Regions from separate parts of the Homo sapiens genome. Here region 1 is linked to region 2. The links are chromatin loops, found by intact Hi-C in ENCODE. Cell type or tissue: A673. All regions are shown on one strand. Each heading gives the region's core, and the rest is flanking DNA. Links, peaks and the distances in the headings are about the cores only.

Region 1 (12,769 bases), core at 2,379-10,378, 600 kb before region 2:
GCTTTAATGAATTATTGAAGCACTTGGCTGAGGTGTGTGTCTCCTGGGGACAGAATACAGAATTACAGCTCGGCAATTAGATCATCAATGTTCCTTACCCAGTTGACCATAATTAAAATAATTTTATTCTTGGTTTGATACTGGGAATTAAAACTCACACCTCAGTTACCTGGCAAAAGGTTTTCAAGGCTAATGGCATGAGACATGAAGGTTTTCAAATGCCAACCTGTGTTCTTCTAAATATAGAATTCCTCAATCATTCATGTCTGATTAAAGTTGCATTTGGCTAATTGATAATGACTTTTCAATTAGGTAAAAGCATATTTTATGTAGAAGTTACATGTATTTACATTGATTTTTTTCCTCTTCAGAATGTCTGGGCTTCTGTATCCAACTTGATCTAACTGCCACAACTCATAGGAAGCCTTTGTAAGGGTAACTGGGAGTCATCTCCAAACACAGGTTGATAAAAATCATGCTTTGGAGCATGGCACTGCATAAAGTATTATTTTTGAGGAATATGTAGGAAACTTCCCCAGCCCAGGTAATGACATCTGTGGAGGAGTTTAACTGGATGTGAAAGGGAAGTGAAAGCTGACAGCTTGTGAGATCGTGCTCTTTCCTGGCTGTGGTAGTCACAGGGTTTTCTTCAGGTGGGAAAACTTATCACAGTAACATACATTTCAGGTGTTTCTCTTTTCTGCCTGCTATTGTAGAAGCAAGAATGGGCCATGCTGAACCAAGTGGGCAGAGTAATAAGCTGCTTCAGCCTTCTGCTGTCTACCTGATTGGGACTGGAATAGAGATCCTTTCTGGCTCTGCTGGGGGCTTGGAGAGGGAGGCAGAGCTGTTTCTGCCATTGCCCTGCCAGGCAGCAGAGATGACCCCATACCCCTGAGGAAACAGTGGCCCCGAGTTGCAAAAGCCCCATCAGCAGGTGGAGGTTCACTCTTCATTAGCCGGGCTGAACTTTGGGCATCATAGAGCATGGCTGGCCTTTTGGGGGTCTCTAGGTTTCCCTAGGAAATGAGGGAATTTCTTTGGAAGTCCTGTGGGAAAATGTTCAAACCGCAGTAATGTATTCAGAGACACGTCTATGAGGATTGCTGCGGTCAGTCCTGTCTACCTTACCTCTAACTTATCTGCTTACTCAGTCTTACTTTTTCCATTTCTGGAACCACAGCCATGATTTTGTCTCTTGGTATCCACATGGTATTCACTTCCTGACCAATCGGAGTGCATTCGGCTTCTTGCTACTCTCACTATTCCGGATGGTACACCCTGTCACCAGAGTTATTTTCCTAAAACACAGATACCATTAGTATAATGGTGGTTTGCTGCCCAAAAGCCTCTCATGGTTTTATTTAAAGAATAAAATCCACATTTTAAAGATTAGATTTAAGCATACCGTGTGTGGACTCCACACTGTATTTCTGGTTTTAACACTGACAAGAACTCCCCATGGAGCCAAGACTGTTAAAACTAGATCATTCTTCCTCTCTGGACCTGTCTCTGCGACTCTGCTCATGTTATTGTCTATACCTGGAATAGCTTCATCTTCCTCCACCTTTCCAAAACCTCCTCATCCTTCGAGGTCTCCCTCAAGTGCCAGCAATTCCCAGCTGGAGTTCTCTCGTGCCAGGTTGTGGGAAGTTGTTGTTAGCACTTTTTGTTTTGTGAACATGCTCCTCCCTCTCACTCACTTTGTTTCAAATTCCTTTATCAAGAGAAAGCCTTTCACTGCATAATGGAAGGTGTCAGTGCAGCTTCATCACTTTATTGACCTGTGCGACCTTGGTAGGGCAGAAGCTGGAACCTGCTCTGTGTCTCTCCTGTCACTGCTTTCAAACACTTTTGGTCAGCTTATCCTCTCCTGCTTCTTGGTGACATCTTGAGCAGGTTCTAGAACCTTAGGTATAGATGAATTCAAAGGAGAACAGTGTCTTCTTCAGGCATTACAGAAATCTCAATCAGAATAAAAACTATAATTTTCCCCCAGTTTAAAGTTTCTCTTTCTGTCACCCTCAACACAGTTCTCACTCATGGTTCTTGAACAAGCCATGAAGAAGATAGAGAACATTGTTTTGTCATTCTCCTCATATCACCATTTCTCCCTGCTTTGCTTCAGGCTCCTCCAGGGTGAGAGAAGGAGACAGTGGAGGAAAGCGGCCAATGGCCATTTGATTAGCTGGTGCTCTTTCTAGATCTCTCTTGGCTGTTGGGTTTCCTCTGTCATGGCAGGTGCCCAGATATTGGCCCTCTCCAAGGGTGCATTTGTCAGGGGCCACCCTGACATGATTGATGTCTTCCTGTCCAGCTGATCTCTTGGTTCCACCTCCCTCAACTCCCATGCTGGAAGGGCAGCCCATCCTCTTCTTTCCTTGGCAGGCAGTTCTCTCGGGCACAGTCCTTCAAAGACATTGCAAGCTTGGTGCTCTGCCCTCTTGACCTATTGGGAAGTGCCTTGTCCTGTCAGTGGCATGAGTGGTCAAACCACCAGCTTCTCCCTGATTGCCCATGCTTACCTCGCTGTAATGGGCAACGCCATCCATACTCCAGCCTTGGGACTGCTCCACATATAGGGCAGACACCTTCTCTCTTCACTTAGGCCTTCTAAACTCCTGGGCCATGTGGGGCTCTCATGGTTCTCAGCGTTTCTTTTACTTTCCAGTCCAGAGGTAACCCAGGGTGGGTCCACACTTCTCTATACCTCAGGAGGCTCCAAACAGAGAGTGAGATGTCTTTCCTCTTGTCAGTCCTTCTTGTTAAGGGATTCTTGGGAGTTTATTTTTATTTTTATTGTTTTTGAGATGGAGTTTCCCTCTTGTTGCCCAGGCTGGAGTGCAATAGTGCAATCTCAGCTCACTGCAACCTCCGTCTCCTGGGTTCAAGCATTTCTCCCGTCTCAGCCTCCTGAGTAACTGGGATTACAGGCATGCGCCACCACGCTCAGCTATTTTTGTTGTATTTTTAGTAGAGACGGGGTTTTACCATGTTGGCCAGGCTGGTCTTGAACTCCTGACCTCAGTTGATCCACCCATCTCGGCCTCCCAAAGGGGAGTCTTTTCTTGTAAATGAGGGGTTGGGGAAGTTGACTACTCCCTTCTGTCTTGAGTATTTAGCATCTCTCTGTGGAAAGAAGTTTTTGCCATCCACTGACTTCAGTTTTGAGACTTTCACTGTAACTCCAAGATATCAAGAAATGCTGTTTTTAATAATATTCTCTTATTGCAGAATGGGGCATTAGAGTTGGGGTTAGCTGCTTACTTCAGGAGAGAATGATAACCTAAAGTCACACTAACTATAAATGATGGGTATTTGGTCAAATCAGCCCTTGTTCCTAATTCTTATGGAGCTCAAGTGTGAGGGAATGAAGGTTTTGGAAAGGCAGAGAGCAGAGGAGGAAAGCCAGGAGATGCAGCTTATTGGAGCTATGGAGGGGTGAAGTAGGCAGATTTCACCTATTCCAGTTGCCTTATTTCGCCCTGTCTAGAGCACTGTTGGAATGATAAGAAAAGATGCCTTCCCCAGTTTTTCTTCAACTTAAGGGCTCTTTGGCATCCACTCACAGCAGTATCTTCAGAATGATAAATGGTTATCATTTCTCCCTTAAATTGCAGTTTTTCTACAAACTATCAACATAAGGTTTCCAGAATTACTGAGAAAAGAAAATAGTGGGCACTTTATAAATTTGGCTTACCGAAGAACTTGTATAAGCTGGATGCAATATACTTAGCTTATGGTCTGGTCTTGCGGCCAGGTGCAATGGATATTTATTATTGGGTCATCCCGGAAGAACGCCCATGTTCTAGTGTGTAACACTCCCTACCCCCCACCCCCAAGCGCACACACATAACACACACACACTCTCACCATATGGTTCTGTGGGGCTGCCAATCACAGTTCTTCCCACCTGGCCAGAGCCATGGGGGTGGAAGTGGCTGTGACATAGGCCTGCACAAGATAGGTCTTCCCTTCACGTTTTTCTAGCTGGAGCTGGTGGGGATCACCGCCCCTTCTTTCTGATGGCAGAGCTGTTAGATGGTGAGACAAGCACCACCTGTGGCCACGATTTTGTCCTGTCTAGTGAAAACCCAAGGCCTGGGAGGATGAAGCCACCCAGATAGGAGAGAGAGACGAGAGACAGAGGTGGGTCCAGGTGATATTCAAGACCGCGGCCCAGTTGTTCCAGGTGTGAGGCTCTGGCCTTTCTGGCACTGGGCTGTGTGAGCCCACTGACCCCCTTGCTCCTCAGGCTGTCTGCTCCTGGGGTGAATTACACACTATGGAGGAAGCCAGTCTACCGGGGCCTGGCCCAAGGTCATTCTGCTCTTCAAAGGGCAACTCTTTGGAGAGAAATTTTTGAGCCTGCCTAGTCACACATCTTTGCAGCTTAGAAGAAGAATGATGATAATTTAAACTTTATCACAGACACAGATCATTAAATTTGGGTTTCTTCCTGGTAGAGATAATAACAGGTGTTAAATGAGAAAGACCTTTAGAGTCTCCAAAAGCATTAGGATGGTCTAATTTAAAATATTTTAGCATGCTACTACACATTGAATGCCAGTTGGTGGAACCGCGTACTTTCTGTCTCTGTGTGAAATCCTAGTTCAGCTTTGTTGATGATCTGGGAGTAAGTAATTAACTTCCCACCATCCCCACACAACATCTGAGATAGGCAGATGTTAGCATTTTTGCTGTGGCAGAGAGTGGAGTCAGACAGATCAAGAAGTGAATCTTGGTTCCGCAACTTCATTTTGTTTTACCGAGAAGCCCAAGGTCCACAGAAGTAAAGCAATTTCCTCAAGATGACAAATCTAGTGTCCACGCAGGGCTTTATCCTTGCCGAAAGCTGTGATGGCTCCCGACTCAGAGGAAAATATGAGGCTCAAGGCTTCTCTTGGTTCAGGCTGCTCTGGCAAAGTACCATAGAGCTGGTGGCTTACACACAACAGACATTAATTTCTGACAGTTCTGGAGGCTGGATGACGGAGATCAGGGTGCCAGCACAGTCCGGTTCTGGGGACAGCCCTCATTTGGGGTTGCAGACTGCAGACGTCTTGTTGTGTCTTCACATGGTGGAGAGAGAAGGTGAACTCTGGTCTCTTTATTCCCTCAATAAGGGCACTAATCCTATCCCTGAGAGCTCTACCTTCATGACTTCATCACTTGCTAGAGGCTCTGACGCCAAATCCCATCATGTTGGGGCTTTAGGCTTTGACATATGAATTTTGCAGGGATACAAACACTTAGGTCATAGCAAGGCCCTTCAGACCCAGCCAGACCCCACATCCAGTTCCGGTTCCTGTCAGTTGCCAAACCTGTGATTTTTCCCCTTGGTGCTTTCACGGTTTCCTTACCCTGGAAGTCATCTTTCTTTCCCCATCTCCACCACCTTTCTTTATTTGTGCTGATCTTTCAAGGTGTAGTCCAAATCTCACCTCGCTGAGGCTTTTCTTGACGCCCCTCTCCAATTTTTTTCTGACCTAGTCCCTTTGGGCAGATCAATTTGGAGCAGTTTGCAGAGCATCTGCAGTACACTCGGTGAATCCTGGTGTGTTGCGGGTGTTTATGCATCTCCACTCAGAGAGCAGAGACAAGGCTTTCCTCATCTATTACTGTGCTTGGGTTCTAGGCCACTCTGCATTAGCTGCAGCTTCCAAGACTGAACAGCCAGCACCCATATATTTGCGTGGTAAATAAATAAGCCCGTGTCTTTTGACTCTGAATCTTTTTTTTTTTTTTTTTTTTTTTTTTTTTTTTTGAGAGGGAGTCTCATTCTGTCACCCAGGCTGGAGTGCAGTGGTGCGATCTCCGCTCACTGCAACCTCCGCCTCCTGGGTTCAAGCTTTCTCTTGCCTCAGCCTCCTCAGTAGCTGAGATTACAAGCATGTGCCACCATGCCCTGTTAATTTTTGTATTTTCATAGAGACAGGGTTTCACCATGTCGGTCAGGCTGGTCTCAAGCTCATGACCTCAAGTGATCTACCTGCCTCAGCCTCTCAAAGTGTTGGGATTACAGGCGTGCGCTACTGCTCCCGCCTGATTGTGAATCTTGTTTTCTGTTCATATCTACTTTAGGCCCCAGACATTTATCTCCACATACCTTTTTAACCTACCCTTGAGAATCTCTGAGATCTCTTTCTCTGGTCCCCACATCTTACACAATGGAGAGTGACAGTGCACTCCCTTCATGGGAGTTCAGTTAGAGGAGAGACCAGAAAGATTTTCTCAATCAATCTACTCACCTATAAATAATGCCACGGTGTGGCTGCTTGATGACCTTACAGTTAGGGTTTATTTCATACCTCTCAACTAGGGACACGTTGGGCATCCGGCCTGGATGTTATTCCTCTTGATTCCCTGTGTACATTACCTTTAATTTAGGAGTTAAAGCCTCCTTTGCAAAAACAAAGATTTTGACCTTTTGTCCGTTTTCTTTTAAAAACAATTCACTTTTTTACCAGAAGGTGGCAGTGGCAGTATAACACAAACAAAAGTTTGAGTAAACTGTCGTTTTTAATATTTTAGGCTCACTTCAGCATCACAAGCAATAGCAGTCCCATTCTGGCCTAGATTTCTACAATAATTCTGAATTTAAAAATAGAATCTTTCTAAAGATTTGCTCTATTGGTCATCTTTTTACTATCAGCCATTCGCATATATTTTTTCAAACTGTAAAGTTTGGCCCTGATTATATATAAGAATTCCTTTATCTCTGCCATGTCAAAAGTATAAAACAAAAGAGCATCTTTAGGAAAAATTCTCTTTATCTATTTTACTATGTGCATTCATCTTAATGAATTTTTAGTTGTTACTTTAAATTCACTATATTATGTTAGCTAAGATAAAATTATTTGGGCTATGGTGTGACCTCAGATGAGAAAAATAGGCTTTCGGTGGAATTTATTTGAATACACATTCTAGATATATGTATACTTATGGGGATATTGTCTTTCAAAGAGTTATTTCAATCTTCCAGAATTATAATTTATTTTTTAGACTCAGCATTCTTTGTGGAATTAGATTTCCTTTGATTTCGTTTCTCAGACTTTTAAAATTATCCATATCTTCTAGGGAATTTCTCAAATAAAACTGGAAGAAAGTATTCATCAGACCAAGATGAATTTTATGTCTCAGGAGCCAAGAAGTAGTTTGCAGGATGTGCCTAGTTAAACTTTTAGATACCAAGAAGCAAAGGTTGGAAGTACATCAGGAAGTTAGAAATCTATTACTTAAAGGCTATGTCTACTGCATTTTGTTTTCAGAAAAGACAGTGAGTTGCAAAATGTTCAATTATGGTGAATAAATACTTGCAATTTAGGTTATTCCAATTCACTTGTGTCTAAATACGCATTTGAAGTTCTTTGGTGTATTTTCTCCTTCTAGAGGCAAGAGGAATCTTCCTACTACAGATCCCATGCCCTGCATCCCCATTTACTTTCTAGTAAATATTTTACCTTCTTCTTTCATTGTGCTGCTCAAACATGGATATCAGATTCCAGAACCTGAAGCAATGAGGTGCCAAAGGATGGGTAGAAAGAAAGATATAGCCCAGAGTATCCCTACCAATACTGACTCCAAACTCTTTCCTTCATCCAACAAATAGTAGGTACCATGAGGAGTCACTGTGTGAAGTTCCAGCCAGGAACAGGCAGACACGCTCTCTGCTGACATCCTTGTGGATCTGAACCCTGCCTCTCTTCCTCTCCTGTCTGTGTTTTGCGCTCCGAAGAGTGCATGTAGGTGGATGGCGAATATCTTGCATGCCTTTGTCCTGTGTTGTAACTCTTCTTTCTCAGGTTGCATCTCATACACATACAGAAGGGAGAGGATGTGAAGGCACGGGAGTACACCAGAGCGATGCTTCCACAAGCCAAGGAATGCATGCAGCTTGGAGAAGCTAAGAGAGGCTTGGAACAGATCCTTCCCCAGTGTTTCAGAGGGAGCATGCATAGCTCCGCCGACACCTTGACTTAGGACTTCTTGCCCTCCAGGACTGTGAGACAAGTTTCACTTACTTCAAGCCTCTCAGTTTGTAGTACTTTGTTATGGAAGCCCTAGGAAAATAGCCCAGATTTTGGTTCCATCTTTTTTGCTTTATAGCATGAGGGATTTCCTTGACTTTCTCCTCCAGATTGCCAGCGTGGACTTTAGCCTGGTTCCTTCTATTATTTGGTTCATCCATTGAATCTTTTCTTTTAGTTATCATATTTTAAATACATGAGAATTGTACTTGTTCCCTTTCTACACAGAAACTGTTCTAGATTGTGGATGAGGATAATTTGATTATTTAAAATAAGTATCTTTGTTTCTTCTAGGTTCTGTTGGTTTATTCTGTTTTTTTCTCTTTTTTTATGCTAATTTAACACATGATGGTGATCAGATCATACATTTGAAGAAAAGACTGGTAGGCTCATAGGATCCTGTGTCTGGGTATGTGGTGTGGAATACCTTGATGGAAATGGTCCTTCCCTGACAGCAGGGCTGACTGTGGCCCCTGAGTGAGGGGAGGCATAGGATGACAGGCAGGTTTCCCTCCCTGTGGGACGTGGGGTGCAGGGAAAGCAATTGACAAAATAAGGAGGGTTTAGTCAGGGTTAGAGCACTTCAATGTTTTTTTTGTTTGTTTCTTTTTTTTTTTTTTTTTGAGATGGAGTCTTGCTCTGTCACCCAGGCTAGAGTGCAATGATGCAATCTTGGCTGACTGCAACCTCTGCTTCCCAGGTTCAAGTAATTTTCCCACCTCAGCCTCTCAAGTAGCTGGGATTACAGGTGCCTGCCACTATGCCTGGTGAATTTTTGTATTTTTAGTAGAGATGGGGTTTCACCATGTTGGCCAGGCTGGTCTCGAACTCCTGACCTCAGGTGATCGGCCTGGCTTGGCCTCCCACAGTGCTGGGATTACAGGCGTGAGCCACCATGCCTGGTCCTCTGTATTTTCCTCCTAAGCAGAATTGCCTTTCCTTTCTTCCTTCAATGTCTAAAGTGCAAGCAGAAGGCTGCTTATTTTTTATTCCTTGCTCTACCACTTAAAGAATGCAGTGAAAAAAAACTTGTATAGTGAGATAGTATTTTTGAAAGAAAGTATTATTGATAAAATTTTTCTTCTTTATTTTTCTTGTTGCATTTGGCTTTCCACCCATGGAAGCTCAGGCTTCTTTTGCTTTAGAGGAAGGCAGTGCACCACCAAGAATAGGAAAGTCACTGCTCAGCTTGGCTTTCAAAATAACATAGTATCGAAGAAACAGAGCTTTCATTTGCAAGAGCAATGATTTGTTGAAAGCGGGAACATGAGGTGTTGGTTCCAACAAATCAAAGTTGGGAGGTTTTGGCCCAGTTCTAATGGATTGTGGTGGGTGGAGTGTGGTAGGGAGACAAAGACTCCAGATCAGCTTTAGGATTCCAGAACATAGAGGGATTGTCCCCACTTCCTCCCTAGAATTCATGGTTTGCAGATACCTCTAAGTAACATGCTCTATGCCAACATGAGGAAGCTCATTATAATAGAATGAGTGGCATGGTGTGGTTAGGCAGACAGAGTCTGAGATAGGGCCTCTTGGTTCTCTGTAACCCGCAAAGGGTGGAATTCTTGCCTGTTGGAGGGAAGGGACCAGATGAGAGTTGAAAGCTAGAGAACCTGCACTATGAAGCAGGGTGAAGGGACTCATCTCTGAGATTTGCGGCTGAACAAACCAAAGCTAGGGCTCAGTAAAAGCCTGCAACCGGGCCTCTTGGACTAGTCCTTAGCCAGATCTTAGAACTTAAGTAGAGCTGAGTCAGTGGGAGAGTGACCCTACCATGCAAGAGAGCAGATGGAGACATGACATCTGTGGGCACTCTATCAAGTGAGGACAAAGCCTCTTTTGAAAGGTCTGCTGCATCCAATCTGAAACTAGCTGAGGCTAGCTGAGAAAGATAAAGCATCAGATGACACCTGCCCCCCACTGTGACTTGGCCCATGATCAAGATGCCATCCTGAGAGTGGAGGAGAATGGAGGAAAGGTGAGCAGAGCAGTTTGGAAAGGAAAACAATCCCGGCATGGAGTTAGACTTTTGAATTGACTGAGTTTGAATTGGGAATTTACTGAGAATCTACCCATAAGAGACCAAGTTCTGGATCAGAAGAAATACACATTTAATTGGTGAGATCATCAGGGGCTCACTGCTGTCCAGTGACCTGAGATTCAGGAAAGAGGGCCGTGCTCTGGTCTTCTTTGGATGTTCCTCTCCCTACGGGATGGGTAGTCTGGAGGCTAAAGGGATGTCCCGTTCCCCCCATCCCCACAGGCTGCACACCTTTTGTGAACTGGGTTTTCCAGACTGCATTATTCCCTGCACAAAGGATTCTGAGCCTGCTTCAAATGCCTGAGTCATTCCATTATTATTTGATTCTTTTTCCATGGGCTGCTTTCCCGTGGTTTGGAATTTATATCCTTAGGGCTGGGGGTTGGGCAAAGGATGGCTATTTTTGTAGAAGGAATTAGATGTGTGGGCTTCCTTGTCCACCTGCATCGTGTGTGCCCATGGGCTGTGGAGGCACAGAACAATTAGGAAGGGAAGGTGTGGGCTGTGGGCTACAGTCCTGCCTGTCCGCAGGTGCTGCAACAGCTGAACGGACGCTAAGGAGCAATTCTCCATGCATCCCTACTCTCTGGGTTGTTTTGAAGGTATATTGATCAAGAAAGGAGGACAGAGCAGAACCCAGTAGTTTGCTAGCTCAGTTTATAAACTTCCAAATACTTAGCCATATGCCACCTGAGCCTTCATTTGCACTCTTGTCCTGGGCCCAAATGTGTTGGGAGCCAGCCTGCTGCTCACGGTGGAAGCAGGACTCCAGGGCTTTGCAAGGCTCATTTATGGAGATAAAAAAAAGTTACATTCATGCCCACTTGAGTTGTAACTGTATGTTTCAAACCTGCTCCATATGCTACAATTATCATCTATGAGATGGTTTCTATTACTACAAAAAGTTAAAATGTAAATTCTTGGAGCAGTGTTAAGCAAAGGAAAAAACATTTAGCTAGGCTGTATTCTTCATTAACTTTAAATTGGTGGAATGGCTGGGGGATAAATGTGGGGAGGAGGGAAATATGGCCTGATCCCACACTAGCTTCTGTATGTGCAAATCCCAGTTCTCTCAGCTACGCACAGCTTTCCCCTACAGTTTCCCTCCTCTTACATGGTATTCAAACCTGCTTTCTTTTTTTTTGTGGCTTGTGATGTAATCATTCTTTCTCTCATGTGTACTTTTACCTTATCCACCACTTTGCTCAATTTCTCCCTTTGTGTACCACTTCTAGAAGGCCTTGGATGAGTTTTCCCACCAATCCAGTGCAGGCTGGGAGATCCTAAGCTCCTGCTCTCCTGCCCTGGCTCACCTCAATCCCAGAAGCAGGATCTGGGCAGAGTCTGGGGCTTCCAACCTAGTTCCCACTGATAGAAAAACACGCTAACATGCTGGAGGAAGACACAGAAACGGCAAACATCTTTGTGTTACCATCGAGCTCCATCAGTGAAGAAGGCTGGAGTGGGAAGGTGCCCTCAAGGTCACTTTTGAATCAGAATTTGCAACCTGGAGTGGCCAACCAGCACGAGCCTTTCCACTGGCAGCCTGGCCTCAGCCTTTCCACTGAATTATGCCATATAATCTCCCTCCCTCCCGCAAGACTCCATTTTGTCTCATTTTCATTGGCACTCCAGGACACAAAAACAGACATTTCTTTCTCTTAAATGTATTTCCAGGTGGATCTATACCAAGAAGTATTAGACCAAAAAGGAAAGAAAGGAAGAAAGAAAGAAAGAAAGAAAGAAAGAAAGAAAGAAAGAAAGAAAGAAAGAAAAGATAACCAAAAAAAAAAAAAAGAAAAAAGAATTGTCCCACCGATTTAGCATCATAGTCATTTCTTGATTATTTTGTTGAAGGCGGGAGTGATGATCTTGTCAAAACCAGTGCCTCTGTGGATGTAGCCTCACTTCAGATACTGAGCTTAGATCCAAATAAATAATCCAAGCAGCAAACAGTAAAGACTAATGACTTCTGTCACATATAAGCTCATGAAAGTCTGTTACTTTTCTAGTGTCACTCAACTCTATTTACATCAGGGGAGTATGTGCGGTACTGTTTTATTTTTAAAAAGTTTTGCTCTGACTTTGTTAGAGGATTGAGATAGGGAATTCTCTCATTTCTGAAGCCTTCTCACCTGAAGCCAATCTCACCTACCTCCACGAGTGATCCTGAACAAAATCAGCCCCACTGAGAAGACAGCAGCATAGACTCAAAGCCAGATTTTGTTTCTTTTTCACTCCTATTATTTATATGTATCCACTTTGTTTAAAAAAGCAACTTACATTTGAAGCAATTTACAAGCAAAATTTACACATACACAGACACATTGACATACACCATAAATAATATATATACTCACATACACATATAAATAATATAAATATATATAAATAACCTGATCCCAATTTATTATTATAACATATATGTGCACACACACACATGAACACACACACACAAACACACACACACACACACTCACACACACACACACTATACCATGGAAGTCAGGTTCTGACTGAAAGCCCTTGTGGCCAACTCTGTTCTTTCTCTGTGGCAGAGTAACAGAGTAATTCAGGACTAGAGAGTAATTCAGGACTAGAGACTGCTCGCTGACCCCTGGACACAGATTACAGTTTTCATCATTTCTTTAAATATAAATACTGCAGGCTTCAACGGCACACCACATGTAAGGCTTAG
Region 2 (12,769 bases), core at 3,289-11,288:
CACAGTAAGTTTCCCAGCAAGGATTCTTAACCAGCTGAAATGACAGACATAGAATTCAGAATATGGATAGGAATGAAGGTTATGGAAATTAAGGAGGAACTCAAAACTCAATCCAAGGAATCTAAGGATGACAATAAAATGGATCAAGAACTGAAAGACAAAACTGCCATTTAAGGAAAGAATCAAACTGATCTGATAGAGCTGAAAGACACACTACAAGAATTTTATAATACAATTGCAAATAGCAGAATAGACCAAACTGTGGAAAGACTCTCAGAGCTGTAAGACTGGTCCTCTGAACTAATTTAGTCAGACAAAAGTAAATTAAAAAATGAATAAAAAATAACAAACAAAGCCTGGGCGCAGTGGCTCACGCCTGTAATCCCAGCACTTTGGGATGTTGAGGTGGGTGGATCACGAGGTCAGGAGATGGAGACCACCCTGGCTAACATGGTGAAACCCCATCTCTACTAAAAAATACAAAAAAAAAAAAATTAGCCGGGCATGATGGTGAGTGCCTGTAGTCCCTGCTACTTAGGAGGCTGAGGCAGGAGAATGGCATGAACCCAGGAGGCGGAGCTTGCAGTGAGCCGAGATCGTGCCACTGCACTCCAGCTTGGGCGACAGAGTGAGATCCCATCTCAAAAACAAACAAACAAACAAACAAAAACTTCAAAAAACATGGAATTATGTCAAGAGATGAAATCTGTAACTCACTGGTGTCCCAGAAAAAAAGGGAGAGAAAGCATGCAACTTGAAAAACATATTTGAGGATGTCATCCAGGAAAATTTCCCCAACCTCACACAAGAGTCCAACATTCAAATTCAGGAAATGCAGAGAACCCCAAGACACATACTCATTAGATTCTCCAAGGTCAACATGAAAGCAAAAATATTAAATGCAGCTAAAGAGAAGGAGCAGGTCACCTACAAGTGGAGCTCTAGCAGGCTAAAAGCAGACCTTTCAGCAGAAACCTTATAAGACAGAAGAGATTGGTCGCCTGTTTTCAGCATTCTGAACTCAACACTTGATCAAATGGACTTAACAGATATTTATAGAACTCACCTCTCAAAATCAGAAAAATACACATTCTTATCAGCACATGGCACATATCCTAAAATTAACCACACAACGCAGCATTAAGAGGAAAGTTTATAACACTAAACACCCACATAAAAAAGTTAGAAAGATCTCAAATTAACAATCTAACATCACACCTTGAGGAAATAGAAAAACAAAAGCAAACCAACCCCAAAGCTAGCAAAAGACAAGAAATAACCAAAATCGGAGCAGAACCGAATGAAATTGAGACATAAAAAAAATACAAAACATCAATGAAAGCAGAAGTTGGTTATTTGAAAGAATAAATAAGATAGACCACTAGCAAGATCAATAAAGAAAAAAAGAGAATATCCAAATAAACATTCAGAAATGACAAAGCTGACATTACAAACAATCTCACAGAAATACAAAAAATCTTCAGAGACTACTACAAAGACCTCTATGCACACAAGTTAGAAAACCTAGAAGAAACGGATAAATTTCTGGAACATACAACCTATTAAAACTGAACCAGGAATAAATTCAAATCATGAATAGACCAATAATTGATTCTGAAATGGAATAAGAAAAAAGGCTACCAACCAGGAAAAGTCCATGTCCAGATGGATTCACAGCCAAATTCGACCAGACATACAAAGAATTGGTACCATTCTTACTAAAACTATTCCAAAAAGTTGAGTAGGAGAGATTCCTCCCTAACTCATTCTATAAGACCAGCATCATCCTGATACCAAACCGACAGAGAGACACAACAAAAAAGAAAATTATAGGCTAATATCTTTGATGAACATAGATGCAAAAATCCTTAATAAAATACTAGCAAATTGAACCCAGCAGCACATCAAAATGCTAATCCATCATGATCAAGTAAGCTTTATCCTTGGGCTACAAGGTTGGTTCAACATATGCAAATCAATAAATGTGATTCATCACATAAAGAGAACTATAAATAAAAACTATATAACCATATGAATAGATTCAGAAAATGCTTTCAATAAAATTCAGCATCCCTTTATATTAAAAACCCTCAACAAACTAGGCATCTAAAGGACATACCTCAAAATAACAAGAGCCATCTGTGACAAGCCCATAACCAATATCATACAGAACAGACAAAAGCTGGAAGCATCACCCTTGAAAACTGGCACAAGATAAGTATACCCTCTCTCATCACTCCCTATTCAATATAGTACTGAAAGTCCTAGTCAGAGCAATTGGGCAAGAGAAAGAAATAAAAAGCATCTAAATAGAAAGAGAGGAAGTCAAACTATTCCTCTTTGCAGTCAATATAATTTCATAACTAGAAAACCCCATATTCTCTGCCAATGGCTCCTAGATTGTATAAACAACTTCAGCAATGTTTCAGGATACAAAATCAATGTAGAAACATTAGTAGCATTTCTATACACCAGCAACATCCAAGCTGAGAGGCAAATTAAGAATGCAGTCCTATCCACAATAGCCACAGAAAAGATAAAATACCTAGGAATAAAGCTAACCAGAGAGGTGAAAGATCTCTAAAATGAGGATTACAAAACATTGCTCAAAGAAATCAGAGATGAAATAAACAAATGGGAAAACACTCCATGCTCATGAATAGGCAGAAAGAATATTGTTAAAATGCCATACTGCCCAAATCAGTTTACAGATTCAATGCTATTTCTATTGAACTACCAATGACGTTCTTCACTAACTAAACTAAACACACAACTAAAAAAAGCTATTTTAAAATTCACATGAAACCAAAAAAGAGCCTGAATAGCCAAAGCAATCTAAGCAAAAAGAACAAAGCTGAAGGCATCACAGTATCTGACTTCAAACAATGTTACAAGCCTACAGTAATAAAAACAGCATGGTAGTAGTACAAAATAGACACATAGACCAATGGAACAGACTAGAGACCCCAGATTTAAAGCCATACACCTGAAACCACCTGATCTTTGACAAAGCTGACAAAAACAAGCATGGGGAAAGGACTCCCTATTTAATAAATGGTGCTATGGTAACTGGCTAGTCATATACAGAAGATTGAAACTAGACCACTTCCTTACATAATATAAAAAAATCAGCTCAAGATGGATTAAAGACTCAAATGTAAAACCTAAAATTATAAAATCCTTGAAGAAAACCTAGGAAATACCATTTTAGACTTAAGCTCTGGCAAATATTTCATGATGAAGACATCAAAAAAAACTGCAACAAAACCAAAAATTGACAAATGCGACTGAATCAAGCAAAAGAGCTTCTGCACAGCAAAGAAAACTATTAACACAGTAAATGGACAACACATGCGATGGGAGAAAATATTTGTAAACTATGCATCTGACAAAGATCTAATATCCAGAATCTATAAGGAACTTACACACTTTAACAAGCAAAAAGTAAACAAACCCATTAGAACGTGGGCAAAGGATATGAACACTTTTCAAATAGGCAACAAGCAAATGAAAAAAATGTTCAACATCACTCATCATTAGTGATCACTAATCACTGCTAATGGGGATGTAAATTAGTTCAGCCATTGTGGAATTTTGGAGATTACCCAAAGAACCTAAAACTGAACTGCCATTCAACCCAGTAATGCATTATTGGGTATACACCCAAAGGAATATAAGTCATTCTACCATAAAGACACATGAATGTGTATGTTCACTGCAGCACTATTCACCATAACAAAGACATGGAATCAACTTAGGTGCCAATCAATGGTAGACTGGATAAGTAAAATGTGGTAAATATACACCATGGAATACTATGTAGCCATAAAAAAGAATGAAATCATGTTTTTTGCAGCAACATGGATGGAGCTGGAGACCATTGTCCCAAGTAAACTAAAGCAGGAACAGGAAACTAAACATCACATGTTCTTATTATAAGTGAGAACTAAACGTTGAGTACACATAGACAAAGAAGGGAACAACAGACACTAAGACCTACATGAGGATGAAGGGTAGGAGGAGGTTGAGGATCAAAAAAATACCTATTGAATACTATGCTTATTATCTAGGTGATGAAACAACATGTACACCAAACCCCCACAACTTGCAATCTATAGAATCAACCTGCAAATGTATACCTAAAATTAAAAGTAAAACAAAATAAAATAAAATAACTGATATCTAAAAAATCACCAAATATTCCACAGAGGTGTAATTACCAGAACGAAACAGAAATGTAATGTAACAACATTAATGAAAACACTAACAAAGTATGTAATGAAATGCATGCTGCCTATCATGCTAATATACTTTTTTTTTTTATTTGAGACGGAGTCTTACTCTGTCGCCCAGGCTGGAGTGCAGTGGCGCATCTTGGCTCACTGCAAGCCCTGCCTCCCGGGTTCATGCCATTCTCCTGCCTCAGCCTCCCAAGTAGCTGGGACTACAGGTGCCTGCCACCATGCCTGGCTAATTTTTTTACATTTTTAGTAGAGACGGGGTTTCACCATGTTAGCCAGCATGGTCTCGATCTCCTCACCTCGTGATCCGCCTGCCTCGGCATTCCAAAGTGCTGGGATGAGCCACCACGCCTGGCAGCTAATATACTTTTATAAAGATTAGTGAGATTTCATTGGGAAGGAGTTTCTGAATTTTCTTATTTTAAAATAATTTCAGTGCTTTTTAAGTGGGCTAGACATTTCAAAACATACTGAAAGAAAAGCAAATACAATGTGAAACACTGGATCACACAGCAGTGCAATGTAGTTAAAGTAATATTCAGACGGGAATTTAGTTTCCAAAATGCTTATTCTACAATAGAAAAATGACTGAAATTAGGAGGTATAAATTTATTTTTAAGTATACCATGGAATACTATGCGGCCATAAAAATGAATGAAATAATGTCCTTTGCTGCAACATGGATACACTTAGATGTCATTATCCTAAGCAAATTAACCCAGAAACGGAAAATGAAATATTACATATTCTTACTTATAAGTGGGAGTTAACCCATTTGTGGGTTAACACTGGGCATACCTGGACAAAAAGATGGGAATAGTAGACACTGGGGACTACAGGGCAGGGGGAGTGAAGTGGGCAAGTGTTGAAAAACTACCTACTGGGCACTATGCTGAGAACTGGAGTAACAGGTTCAATCACACCCCAGGCCTCAGCATCATGCAATATACCCTCATAACAAACCTGCACACATATCCCCTGAAACAAAAATAAATGTTGAAATTTTAAAAGTAAAAAATAAAAAAGTTACTGCAAACAAAATTTTTAAAAAGTTAGAAAAAAATTAGAGAAAAATAAAATAGATGAACAGAGTCAAAAACTGGCTTTTGAAATAACTCATAAAAGTGACAAATTTTTGTCCTGGCACAATGGCTCATGCCTGTAATTCCAGCACTTTGGGAGGCCAAGGTGGGCGGATCACCAGAGGTCAGAAGGTCTAGACCATTCTGGCCAACATAGTGAAACCCTGTTCCACTAAAAATACAAAAATTAGCCGGGCATGGTGGTGCATATCTGTAGTCCAAGCTCCTCGGGAGGCTGAGGCAGGAGAATCGCCTGAACCCGGCAGGTGAAGGTTGCAGTGAGCCGAGATCACACCACTGCACTCCAGCCTGGGCAACAGAGTGAAATTCTATCTCAAACAAACAAACAAAAAAGTGACAAATTTTTGTAGAAATAGATTAAGAAAGCAAAAAGAAAAAAAAAACTAACAATATCTGAAAAAAGTAATATAAATTTAAGCATTGCAGGCATTACGAAAATCTTATGAGGACATAAGAATATGTGAATAAATTTGTATTAATAAATATAAACATTTAGATATAATGGACAAATTACTAGAAGAATACCATTAATTCCAGAAGAAATAGATAATCAACTACTACTGTAACTACATAAAACGTTAGCCAAGCAGTTAAAAATCTATGCTCCAAGAAAAGTTCAGGTCAACAGAGCTTCATCCACAAAAAAATCCATAATGATCACTAAAGAAATAATTTTAGTTTACAACAAACAATTATGAAGTATAAAAAACAGCAAGTATTAAACAGTCATTTTATGAGCTCATTATACTGTTACCAAAACTTGACAAAGACTTGATAAGAATAGAAAATTTGGGGCCAATATTAATTCATAGATAAAGATTTGAAAATGCCAAACAAAATATTAACAAATCAAATGTAGCTATTAAAAAAAGGAAGATTTAGTCTAGAATAACAAATTTGGTTTCCATTAGAAAAGCAATAGATATAATTTACCCAATAACAGATTAAAGGAGAACATTTATCTATGTTAATAAATGCAAATGAACAAAAAACTTTTAATAAAATCAGCACTCCTTCAGGTTAAAAGAAAGTCACAAACTCTCAGCAAAACAGATTCAGAAGTAACATAAGTGTATTTGTTAAAGTGCATAGTGTATTGGTATTGTGTTAATAAACATGATAAAATGTATTTACATTAGACAAATTGATCTAACAATAGACAGGCAGATAAAATCTCAAAATGAGCATTTAAATTGCTTTTGTGAGAATCATAAAATGCCAAAAGTAGCCATTATTACCAACTATTCAATGTTACACTGCAGTTCTTAGCAATTATAATAATAGGAGAAAACTAAAACTAAAATTATAGGGTCTAGAATAGAAAAAAACATTTTTAAAATCACTGTCATTACTAGCAAATATGAGTGTCTACATTTTTAAAATCCAAAATAAACTATTGGTAAATGTTTTGAATTAATGGAAAACCTTAGAACATTTTCTAAATTCATATCAGTGTTAAGAGTTATTAACATTTCTATATTACAACTACAAACAACGAGGAATTTCAGTATAATCATTATGTGAACAAAATCAATATAATATTAGTTTACTAAGATTAATACTAAACATAATCTGAGAACAAAATTACAAAGCCATCCTTAAATATAATAAATAAGTAGCAAATAAATATAATAATGTACCATAGAATAGATTATTCTATATTGGAAAATATCAGTTATCTCCTAATTTATCCATAGGCTAAATACAATTCAAAAATTCCCATTTTTTTGTGCATATCTGTGTATGTTAATGTGAAATTTAAAACCGAATACAAAATTTTAAGGAAGAGTACAATGTAAGAATGACAACAAAAAGAAGAGCAAGAATGTAGCTCTTTTTTGGTGAGCTATACCAGATAGTAATAGTTGTAATAAAGATATAGTACATTAGCTATTATGGTATTAGCACAGGGATTTTTACTCACAGAACAGGATAGAGAACCCAGAAAAAGAACACATAAATATGGAAACTTAATTTATAATAGAGTCAATAGTTCAGAGCAATGGAGGGAAAGACAAATTTCTTAATAAATGTTAATAATAATTGGTTAAGTGAATAAAAACTAAATAAATATTGGATCCCTACCTCACATTATGTAAAAATGAAGACTAGGTGGATCTAAGACCCAAATGTAAAATGTAAAATTATCAAGCTTGCTTATTTATTTATTTATTTATTTATTTATTTATTTAGAGACAGAGTCTCCAGCCCAGGCTGGATAGCTCACTGCAGCCTCGAATTCCAGGCTCAAGTGATCTTCCTGCCTCAGCTCCATGTAGTTGAGACCACAGGCACATGTCACCATGCCCGGATGAATTTTTTTTTTTTTTTTTTTGGAGAGATGAGGTCTCGCTATGTTTCCCAGGCTGCTTTCAAATTCCTGGGCTCAAGCGATCCTCCCTCTGCTGCCACCCGGTGTGCTGGGATTGCAGATGTGAGCCACTGGGCCCAGCCAAAATTATCAAGTTTTTAAAAGACAATGTAGAACATCAGTATGACCTATCTTTTAAAAATGATTGCTGGATTTGGCTACCTCAAAATTGAAAACTATTCATTAAACCATACATAAAGAGATGTTTTAAAATAATCTACAAAATGTAGGATACGTGCTTGTCACTAAATAAAACCACCAAAGGATATCATTTAAAATAAATTAAGAACACTGTGTGGAGCAAATAATTCAAAAGATGGAAACAGAAATGAATAGGACTTTTACCAAAAAGGAAGAACAAATGTCCCCATAGCATAAAAAAGATATCAACTACATTTTAATTTGCTTGCATTAATAAAATGCAAATCTAAGTGACAGTGAGAGACTATTTCATATCACCAAATTGGGGGAAAAGTCAATTTCAAATATTCACAAGGATGTACAGCAGTGAGAATTCTATCCATTATTGATTGAAATGAAATTGGTGTATCAATTTTGGCAGCTTGTCATGACCTAATAAAGTTCAACTGTGCATTCTCTAGACATACAAATCTACTATTAAATATGTACCTTAATATTGTCCCTACCCCAGAACCATGCACAAGAATACTTATAGCAGCATTATATACAACAACTAAAACTATTCAAAGGCCCACCAAGAGGACAATGTTACAGAAAATTAAAGAATAGTAAAAATGAACCAACTAACATTTCACACATTGACCTAGATAAATCTCAAAAATATTTTTGAGTGAAAGAAGAAAGTCATACAGTAAAATTAAATTTTTAGATAAAGTTCAAACACTGGCAAAACTTACCAGTATTTGATTCAGGATAAATACACTGGCAGTAAAAACTACAGAGAAAAATAAGAGAGTAAACACAAAATTAAAGTCTTAGAGGGGACACAATGGCACAAATGATCCTTTTCCTTGGCCTGTATATGAAGTACAAAGATGTTTATTTGATTTTGACTCTGTACCTGAGTGTGTGTGTACACACACGTATGTCTTAATACACTTTTATTTATGATATATTTCACTGTATAAAAATAATATTCTAGTATATAAATTTATCATATATCCTCCAGTGAATAAAAAAAATTCTACCATGTAAAAGCTTTTCAATTACACAAAGAATTTGTACTTAAAAACTTGTGATATTACCAATTTCTTTTGTGATCAATTTTCCCTTGGTCATAGCAAAGATGAAGATAGAAAAGACAAGTTTATTCAGGAGGTGGAAAGGGTGGTATGGAGCAGATATAAATGTGAAGCACTGGATTTTGTATTCAAAACTCATTTGTACAAGCAAAGGATAGGCATACCAATTCATGTAAAAGTAACTTACATGGATTAATAATTACAGTTATCATTAGTTGAGTTTCCAATATGTCCAAATAATTGGACAATTACTGTGGGTATATTTTCTTTAATCCTTAAATAAATTCTACAAAGTAGAATATCAGAAACAGAAATTGATTTGCCACAGTGCATGTATGGAAATGCTAGGATTTGAACCTAGGTGTGTCTTTCTCCTGTTGTGTCCTTGCTATTACTCCATATTTTCCAATTATTATTATTTGACAGTGGAGTATAATGGACCATGATAAGACCTGGTTCTTAATCCAGAGCTGCAAATTATTAGCTACTTGAACTTGGATAAAATTTAATAAATTTGTAGGAACTCAATTTTACTTAATTTGGGATAATTATACCTATCAGAGTTATTCTGAGGTTTAAATAAAATACATATGCAAAGCACTTAGTATAAAACATCCATTCAGTAAATTTGGGCTATTTTATTATTAACTTGTGGAAGATTCAGTTGGTAAGATTATGAAAACATTTCCAAAAAACTTCAGCATCCTGGGGTCATAAGGAGAAACAAGTGGTTGGATTAATATAGGGTTGATCAAGCAAATAGAGGAAAAAAATAAAAGTACTAGAAAAGTGAGGATGCTGGTAAGGAACTCATTTTCACGACCATTCATGGGGTCACTGCCAAGGTGGAAAGATGATAAAACCTAGAAGAAGTTGACGCTCTGAAAACAGGGAACATCTTTGGAATAAGCTGCTTTAAAAAGCTGGGGGTGGGGCGTGGGGCAGGCCTTTTTTGGAAGAAAAGGAATGCAAGAAAATAAAAAAGACTGTAATTCAGTCAGCCATACCTGATACAGAGCTACGAACATTTCACAGCCCAGAACAATTTTGTTACTAACTCTAGTTGAACAAGAGGACCTCACACCCTGGCTAAGTTATAATTCTGCTGCTGATTTTACCTTGAATGCAGTGTCTCAGGGCTGCTGAGATGTCTTTACCAAACTGTAGCTGCTCCATTTCTGTGACATCCTTATTGTGAAAATAACTTATTTGGCTGAATAAGAGAATATGGGCTTCCTATCATGAGTTACTCACTTTCACTGGATTTCTACTGATATACCCTTCTGAATTTCTGTTCACAACAGCCTAACAACCTAATTTTTCAGTCCTTCTAGAAAGACTTATTCTTTTTTGTCTTTTTTTTTTTTGAAACGGAGTCTCACTCTATCGCCCGGCTGGAGTGCAGTGGTGCGATCTCGGCTCACTGCAAGCTCCACCCCCCGGGCCATTCTCCTGCCTCAGCCTCCTGAGTAGCTGGGACTACAGGTGCCCGCCACCACACCCAGCTAATTTTTTGTATTTTTAGTAGAGATGGGGTTTCAACGCGTTAGCCAGGATGGTCTCGATCTCCTGACCTTGTGATCCGCCTGCCTCGGTCTCCCAAAGTGGAAAGACCTATTCTTTCTTGCTACTTTGTCCTTTAACTCTAGCACCAAGTCTAGAACTCTGCTACACACAGACCTACTTGATTCCGTTTAACTGCCTGATTGCTTTTCCAACTATTGCCAACCTTAGAACCCCAGCTGCTTGACCTGCTGGCTTGCTGTACGTCCCGCCAGTGTCTAGAAACATTGGTACAAATTAAATACTTTGCATTGCCAGTTAGATACACTTCAGCTCTAAGGAGTCAATCTTGCTCAAGATACATATCTACCAGGTCAAGTCTCATTGATAAATCCCAGGATACCCCTAGAAATTATGAACAAGCAGTTGGGAATATATAGTACTATATATTTCTTAAATTTTAATGACTTTTACCACAGCTAATATTAGAAAGACTATTCATTATTTGTTTTCTCTCTGAAATTTGAAGTCATTTAGGTTCTGTCCAGTATCACCTCCAATATCCCCATGAAACATACTTTACAGTGTGCAGAAGAAATGCTAATTAGAGATCCTTTACGTGACAAATGAGACACTGCTGCGAGTGAAATAGCACTTTGGCGTACACTGAGCTTCATACCTGAGCGCATAGCCTCTTTCTGAATGCTTTCATAGTCATGCCAGTCCTTTCTTCTCAAACCATCTGTCCATGAATAGAATTGCCCATCTCCCAGGCCCAGTGGAAATGTCTGTGGAAAAGGAAAGTATTCAAGCATAAAAAGGAGGTATTTCCTTTTGCATGGTAGGTAAACACAGCCGGGCACATAATAGGCAATCAAAGAATATCTGTTAAATAAGTGAATCTTCTGAGTATAATGAAAAGAAAGCTATCGCTGGTGACCAGATTTATACACATTTTAAATCTTTTTTTTAACCTTTAAAATGAGAGCACACCTCTCCTGCAACAACTATCATTCCCTATTTTATTTCATCCAGAGACGCTAATATTTAGCGTGTCACCTGTAAGCATAAATGCCTAGCTGTTTTTATTTGCCCAAAGTGTAAATATTGGTAATGCTACCAATTTTGGTGTTGCATTTAATTAATTTTGTTTTGATTGGTACAGTTTTATTTATTTTGATCAAACATATCTGAACGGCTTTGTAGTAACATTAGCAACCATTCATTGAATGCTCACTATGTGCCAGGTTCTACGTTAAATACTCTGTGTATAGAAGTTTGTTTAATCTTTATGATAGCCTCGAGTTGTAAATCCCCATTTTTCTGCCGAGTAAACTGAGGATCAAATAACTAAAATGGCTTGAGGTAAACCACAGTGGCAGAGCCAGGACTTGGACCAGTTCTGTTAAGACCAAAACTGTGCTCTTAAAAACTATTAAATACTGTCTCTCATCTAGATTTCTGGAAACATAGTGCATGTTTACACTTATAGTTGAAATTATCACCCATTCATCCACTGTAGTCACAAAATATAGTTTATGCTTTTCCAAAGTCCGATATGTTATAATGTCAACTTGAAAATTATTTCTGTGTACATTGCTGAAGCTACTTCTTTTTTATGATGTTTATTTCTGGTAATAAGAAACAATAATCATTTTGAATAAAGCTTATCTTCACAATCTTGTAGTCAAGATAATGTAAAATAAGTGTTTTCAAATTCACATGCTATTTTTTCTTTTGTTCTTTTTCAGAAATAAGTAATACATCCACTGAATGAAGAAAATAAAATTCTAGAAAGCAAAAAAAAGTCAATTTAGCCAAAAGATGAATAATTTCAGTGAGGTAATTTTATTCTAACAGCCTTTTCAAGACATAAAATGTCTTATTTCTTAGTTTTAGATAATACAGCCATTATGCTTTTGAAAAATTATCTACCTTTAGCCCATCTTCATAGCTTATAAAAGATATACTTGTTTTGAAAGGATAAAAATGGGGCATAATATTCTTTTCTTAAAAAAGGTAGTTGAAAATAAAAGAAAAGATTTTCCCAATCAGGTGACTATAATCTACACATTTCAAAGAATTTGTTGCTCATAATATTGGTGAGCTCAGAAAAAAAGAGGGACAAATATACAGATTATGGTGAGTTTATGTAAAATATCAGGAATACTGATAATTTTTAAAAGGAAGATGAAACAAAAGTTATGGAAAAGTAAATAGAAAATGACATGGTAAAAGTAAAAGAAAATGGAAAAGTACAGTTTTGGGGATATATAGCAAACATTTAAAAAAATCAAACATTTTTTTGAATTGATGATCAACTTATAA

What was found. Hi-C counts contacts between places; a loop is a spot of excess contacts. Peaks named below come from ENCODE experiments on the same cell type or tissue, not always from the same donor. Only the 100,000 strongest peaks of a DNase experiment are listed, where the experiment ranks them.
Region 1: it touches region 2 in a loop (4-fold over the local background); 8 of 110 quality-filtered maps call a loop at or near these places.

The regions. Positions count from the first base shown.
Region 1 is chr4:172,824,156-172,836,924 of GRCh38, reverse strand. All of the region lies in intron 7 of GALNTL6 (polypeptide N-acetylgalactosaminyltransferase like 6), which reads right to left. Among named protein-coding and RNA genes, the nearest start is that of GALNTL6-AS1, 100 kb to the right of the region's middle. In A673, for the core only: CTCF peaks have their summits at 6,273 and 6,476 (motif pointing right); a DNase peak (open chromatin) is centred at 6,474.
Region 2 is chr4:172,228,116-172,240,884 of GRCh38, reverse strand. GALNTL6 (polypeptide N-acetylgalactosaminyltransferase like 6) reads right to left here. Exons shown (of 13, transcript NM_001034845.3): 3 at 11,121-11,229. Among named protein-coding and RNA genes, the nearest start is that of GALNTL6, 420 kb to the right of the region's middle. In A673, for the core only: a CTCF peak has its summit at 7,787 (motif pointing left); no DNase peak of the experiment used is centred there; H3K27me3 peaks cover 430 bases.